2 separate regions of the Mus musculus genome follow, and region 2 is linked to region 1. The links are chromatin loops, found by intact Hi-C in ENCODE. Cell type or tissue: heart. All regions are shown on one strand. Each heading gives the region's core, and the rest is flanking DNA. Links, peaks and the distances in the headings are about the cores only. Region 1 overlaps Cntn4 (contactin 4). Region 2 holds the start of Crbn (cereblon).

Region 1 (2,918 bases), core at 282-2,781:
CGAGATTTTTTTTTTTTTTTTTTTTTTTTGTTATAGCACAAGGACAACTATTTTGATGCTGGTGTCTGCCTCTTGCTCAGGGAAGGGTGGCCTTGCTGGTGGCCATGAGACAGTTGCAGATTAGGTAAAGCAGACATCAGGGAATTAAAGGTTCCAGAGTCAACATACAAACCCATACTCGTTCTAAATATAAAAACCTCTTAAGGGCAGTGGAATACATTTCTGTCTCCTCACAGCAATGTGGATGAAAGATGCAAGGACAGAGCAGGAGGAGATAAGATGAAAGATTGTGGCTTTAAGTGTCATATTAATTTATTGGCCTTATTAACTGATTAGGCTAGAGTTTCTTTTAGACTGCGTTTGCAAATTCCTTTTGGTATGCAATGCTATTTTCTGGGAAATGAAGTATACAATATCATTTAAGAACTTCAAGTACTACTGATTTAAATATTTATTAGTCTAATTTATTGGTTTTTAAACTGCTGATCTGAACATTATCCTAATTAAGTAGAGGATAAATTACCAGCAACAGAATTCCTTTGTCCCTAAGGGGAGAGTAGATCAGCTCTGGTGTGTTTTTAAAATGGAAATAAACACATTTCTATACATTATTCTGTGGGCAGATCTACCTAAGTTGAAAATATAATATTCAATTTTTTTATCTGACCTTTAACTTTATGGCTCACGTTCTTGTTCTTTTAAGGCAATTAACAGGCAGCTAAAGCAGCCATAATGAGAATGCAGTATTTCTTTAACCTCTCTTGACAATTGAGTTGCTAATTCCTGTGCATTTCCCCCTCACATCTGCTCAGGGCATACAGCAACACTTTGTATTGATTCTCAAAATAGCTTATTCCCTGTGCACTCAGATTCACCCTGCCTCTGATCCTGAGCCAGGGTTTGTATTTTAGGCTCAGGTGGCCAGCCAAAAATCTCCATCACCAACATTAGGGATCCTGATTAATGAGTTTGGGGGCCTGAGATTATCTTGATGCTCTGGGTTGGCTTTTGTTTGTTTGCTCCTTTGTTTAGCAGAGTTGGGTGTGGAGCCCAAGGCTTTAATGCTGGCTGGGCAAATGCTATACAATGCAGTTATGCCTTCAGCCTGATTGCAAGTTTAAGACTTAAATGATAGACAAACCGACAAAAACCTGTTGGGTACACAGTTTCACAGAGTTTTTAACTTCCATTGAATTTTCTTTTCTTTTGATGGGTTAGAGATGGCTCAATGGTTAAGAACACTGGCTGCTCTTCGCAGGACCCATGCTCAAATCTCCGAAATCTTACAGTAGCTCACAACCATCTCTTACTCCTGGGGAAATCACTGGGATCACCCGCCCTCTTCAGGTCTCTAAGAGTACTGCATGTACCCGACAACTCCCATTTTCTTTTTGCTGTTGGTTACTTAGATGGTGGTGGCACACATCTGTAAACTTCAGCATTCAAGAGGTTGAGGCAAGAAGATTGTGAGTTGGAAGCAAGTTCCTCTTTAAAAATATCTTAAAACCTTACATTTCTTTTATAAGCTGATCTGAATTCTGGAGTTTTCTCCAGCTAGTGGACTCATTTACGGTAGTCATCTCTGCACAGTTTAAGTTAGTCATAAGAGTCTCCTCAGGGTCAATGTTCAGTAAGGAAATGCGCTTCTATTCACTACATCCCAAGCAAGTTGGTGTTTGTCTCCTTATCAAGTTATATTTTAAAACCAAGGAACATGGACCAGGAATCCAATTGTGTTAAGAGAATCCTGGATGCTTGTGAGAACACTCCAAGAAAAACAAAACAAAACAACAACAACAACAACAACAACAACAACAACAAAAGAGTCTTGTGACCTCAGCGTCTTCAACAAAAATTGTTCTTAGAATGTGTTTTCCAAGGTGTAGCATATAGGAATGGGTTTACTTCAGATTTCTCACTATTGCTTGTTGGTGTTATTCAATTAAATGTTTATATGCTTCTATGGAAAAAAAATATTTTTGCCATGTGTGACTTGTCCTTGTGATTGAATACAGCTTGAACCCATGAGAACTTTACTTAGGTGACATTTTCCAACTCTCAGAGTATAAGCTGTCTGATGCACTGAATAAAGTTGGCTATTGTGTGAGTCCTTTGGTTTGCCTCATTTGTCAACTCCATTCTCTGAGATCCTACTGTCTCCAGAGTAGTAAACACAGCCCCAATAATTTTAGGGGAAAGGAGTTTACTTAAGCCTCTGTTACACTACTCGCCTAAAACACTAACACGGTTCAGTTCGGGTGAAACACAAAAGGGCTAGTTGAATTACTTTTCAAACTAATGGTTTTTGTTAATCTAAAGTTATTCTAGAACACCTGTCAACTCAGTAGTCATAACTTGGGCATCCAATTCAACATGAGAACTGGACTTTCTCAGTGTACTTTCTGGTTATCCATTTTTTTTCATGAAAAATACATGTGCAGAAAATTTATATAGACTGTTAATCACTATGCACTATGGTTAACTTATGCTGTTTTAACATAATTCAAAACCACTGAGGTTTTATGTTGCTGTGGTAGAGTACATACCATATAAATATTGAAAGGGCAAAAAGCAAGCAATAAGAAATAAAAATAAAAGTTGGATACCTCTTACAATCAGGTCCGCAGCAACAGAGAGTTTGTCTACACTTGTTTGGACCATGCAGACATACTTCCCAGCATGCTTCAGTTGGATGTTTCGGATCATCAAATCACCAGCTGAATCCTGCTGATAAAGTAGAGGAAAGTGGCTACAATTACTTTTTAATGAGCCCTAAATATCATTATCACATGAAGGACACTATGACTAATGGATTTATTTTACACCAGCTGATGAGAACATTAGTGATGCATGCCACGGCTATTAGAACTAGGGGAGCCAGCCTGAGAGATAAGAACACCAATGTTGTCAGAGAGCTT
Region 2 (2,918 bases), core at 419-2,918, 140 kb before region 1:
TAACAGTCACCATCTATGTTCCATGCTCTCTGGTGGTCTAGACCTGAATTGTCCTCTTACTAGCGAGAAAAACACCTTAACTCATTACAATGGCTCATGCAGCTGTTTTTAACTCGATCATAAAAGGCATCAATATTGTATATGCTATTAAAGGGAATACATCTGGGACATTTGCGTTCTGGTTTTAACATTGGGTAAACTGAGTCCTGGGGATATAAAAGTGACTTGGCCAAGGCCAGAGTGACTCAGGGACAGAAGGCTGAGTGATATGGAATTGATAGTGTTAGGCTGAACCCCTGCTCTTCCCCTGTACAAGCTGGGAAACCCAGTCTACTCTCCTTCCCTGATCCCCAACCGCGGAGTGAAAACTCCACCTCTGTCTTGGAGAAAACTCCGGGCTAACATGTCAGCATTTCCTGGAACCCACCCAAGAGTGGCTGCCAGGGGATCAGTTTTTAACCAGGTATGGGCAACAACCCCATCTCCTAACCAACAAGTAATCACTCCTCACCAAAACTCTATAAAGTCACGTTGCTTAAACCTGGGTGTTTGACTTCACTGACCTCCACCTGTGAGACCAGCGAACTCCCCTTAGAGCTGCCTCCTGATAACTATGCCTTTACCTACTTTTAATCTGGTCTAATCTGGCCTATGTGTTGGTCACCATAGGAAACGCCTATCGGATCCAGTTACCATTCCAACGTGTTTTTGGGTTGTGAATTTTTTTTTAATGCAGCATTTTTTTCTTGGGGTAAAAATGTCTTCAAACCTCAGATTCATTAGTTTACTTTTTTTTCCTTCCTCTTATTCTCTGCCTACTACCACTACTTCCTTCTTTAGATATCGTTTGTCATTCCATTATTTTCTTTTCTTCAGTGAAAACGTGTTAGAAATATATTGTATACACTCTTAAAATTGGAAAAAAAAAATCCATCCACAACTCCAGTGCTAGACAATTCTCTTTCTTTTAGCATGTTGTAATTGTTTTTTACCATACATTGATCCATTTTTCTCTTAGTGAAGCCATTATGACTAGGCTAGTTTATATACTGACAGTTTTATTTTCCAGGTGATTATCAGCCTTTTTTGTCCTTGCAAATCTTTGCTTCATACTGATACATGTTAATTTGGGGCTATATCCGAGGGCTACTGAAATCGTTTTAAAAATCTGCTATATTCCAACGGCCCCTGGAACAGTCCATACTTCCAGACAAAAGAGGATGCTGTATAAGGACGTGTTTGCTCCAAGTGGACACTAAAAACACAGACTTGGGTTTCCCACCTGTCAAAACGTCTTTGTGGCTGAGAAGGGAGCTGTGTAACTTGTGTGGGGTCAGTGGGTCATGGATAACTTTGGGTTTCTTGTCCTCCTTAAAGATGGTCCTCTTCATTTGGCTCCGCTGTGCCGCTCTCGGCTCGCCTCGTTGGAGCCGCCAGGGGGCGCTGTGGCCCGGGAGCGTGGCGGCGGCGTATCGCAGACCCTCCCCCTGCGTGCCGGCACCGCCCTTTCCCAGGCTCCTTTGCGGGTAAACAGACATGGCCGGCGAGGGAGATCAGCAGGACGCTGCGCACAACATGGGAAACCACCTGCCGCTTCTGCCTGGTAACCTCCGGGACGGGCGCCTGGCCGTGGGTGGAGACCGAGGACCGGGGCCGATCCCGCAGGGAGGACGGGGACAGCTACTCGGGCGCAGCGGCCGGTGGGAAGCCTCCCGTGTGAGCCTCGCCCTCCGCAGCTCTGCGCTTTCCTCCCGGCCTGTCTCCTGGGCTGTCGGGGATGTTGGGGCCACGGACTTTGGTTTCCCAGAGCAGGGACCCCCATTCCTTTCCATCTTTCTCCCAAGCCGGCCTCCCTGAAAATTTTGTGGGAGTAGGCGAAGTTGAGAACCGGGTGACATTAGCAGCCGTTACTTTTCCTGCTCATCTGCTTTCTCATAAGACTGACAGCTAACATGCAGTAGGCATTTGCACGTCGTGGGCCCCGCAGTGAATGCTTTGCGTGCATTTCTGCTTTTATTATTACACCTGTCATCTGTCCAGAGCCTTGCTTATGGAGGAGAAACTTATCGACGGGTTGTTAAATGTATACCATCCAGTGACGTGGAAGGTCACACAGTTGCAGATAGGGCTGCGCGGTGTACTGATCTGCCACCACAGCTGGTATCTCTTAGCTATCTCTCTGTGGAGGTAGTTATTTAGCGGTTTTTCTCAGGTCTGCAAATAATATGCCTACTTTTAGGGTACTCAGGAGAACGGTATTACCGATTTCTCCTGCTTACTTTATGCCTTTATGGTTTATGACAACTTATGTTGCAGTATTGAATGCTGAAAGTGGATGAACTAGTGGTACGGACTGTTCTTAGAATGCTGTAGAAACACAGACTATTGCCAGAGCCTTTTGGTTGTAGTTAAAAGCCATGCAGTCTGTTAACCTTGTTTGTAGGAAAAACATCAGTCGGCTACTTTTAGGAGGGTCACAGTTAGGATAAGGCTATTGAGAATAATTACAATCACAGGTGCAGTTCATTTAGAGCCATATAAGCAACTGCTGCTGGGTGTACTGGGTTTGTGTTTTTTGCTGGATTGGATACCAGGCACTCCCAAATCCTCTGAGCTATGTCTCCAACTCCTGCTGTGATTTTCATGGGTAGGGATTATTGTGGGATTTGAAAATCTTGTGATGGAGATTCACTTAGGGTTCATTTGTGGACTAGGTTAGTCCTACATTGTTGAAACCGTGCATCCTTAGTCATTTCAGTTAGGAACTTTTTTGTGTGGGGTGTGAAGAAATAATTTCAGGTTTCAGTTTGTTGCCTCAGAAGGTGTGCTTCAGGTGTGAATGTGTTCCTTGGTGGTAGTGTAGACAGAAGAAGAAATGCTGGGTGCAGGGCCAGTGCATAGAAAGCACCTTTTCTGTA

The links. A loop is a pair of places that touch in the nucleus more often than their neighbours do. Peaks named below come from ENCODE experiments on the same cell type or tissue, not always from the same donor. Only the 100,000 strongest peaks of a DNase experiment are listed, where the experiment ranks them.
Region 2: it touches region 1 in a loop (15-fold over the local background); 21 of 42 quality-filtered maps call a loop at or near these places.

What each region holds. Positions count from the first base shown.
Region 1 is chr6:106,662,382-106,665,299 of GRCm38, reverse strand. It overlaps Cntn4 (contactin 4), which reads right to left. Exons shown (of 26, transcript NM_001109749.1): 17 at 2,607-2,727. Among named protein-coding and RNA genes, the nearest start is that of Il5ra, 85 kb to the left of the region's middle. In heart, for the core only: a CTCF peak has its summit at 1,343 (motif pointing left); no DNase peak of the experiment used is centred there.
Region 2 is chr6:106,798,676-106,801,593 of GRCm38, reverse strand. It overlaps Crbn (cereblon), which reads left to right and starts at 1,507. Exons shown (of 11, transcript NM_175357.3): 1 at 1,507-1,603. The coding sequence starts at 1,537. In heart, for the core only: no CTCF peak of the experiment used is centred there; a DNase peak (open chromatin) is centred at 1,513; H3K4me3 peaks cover 1,470 bases; H3K27ac peaks cover 673 bases.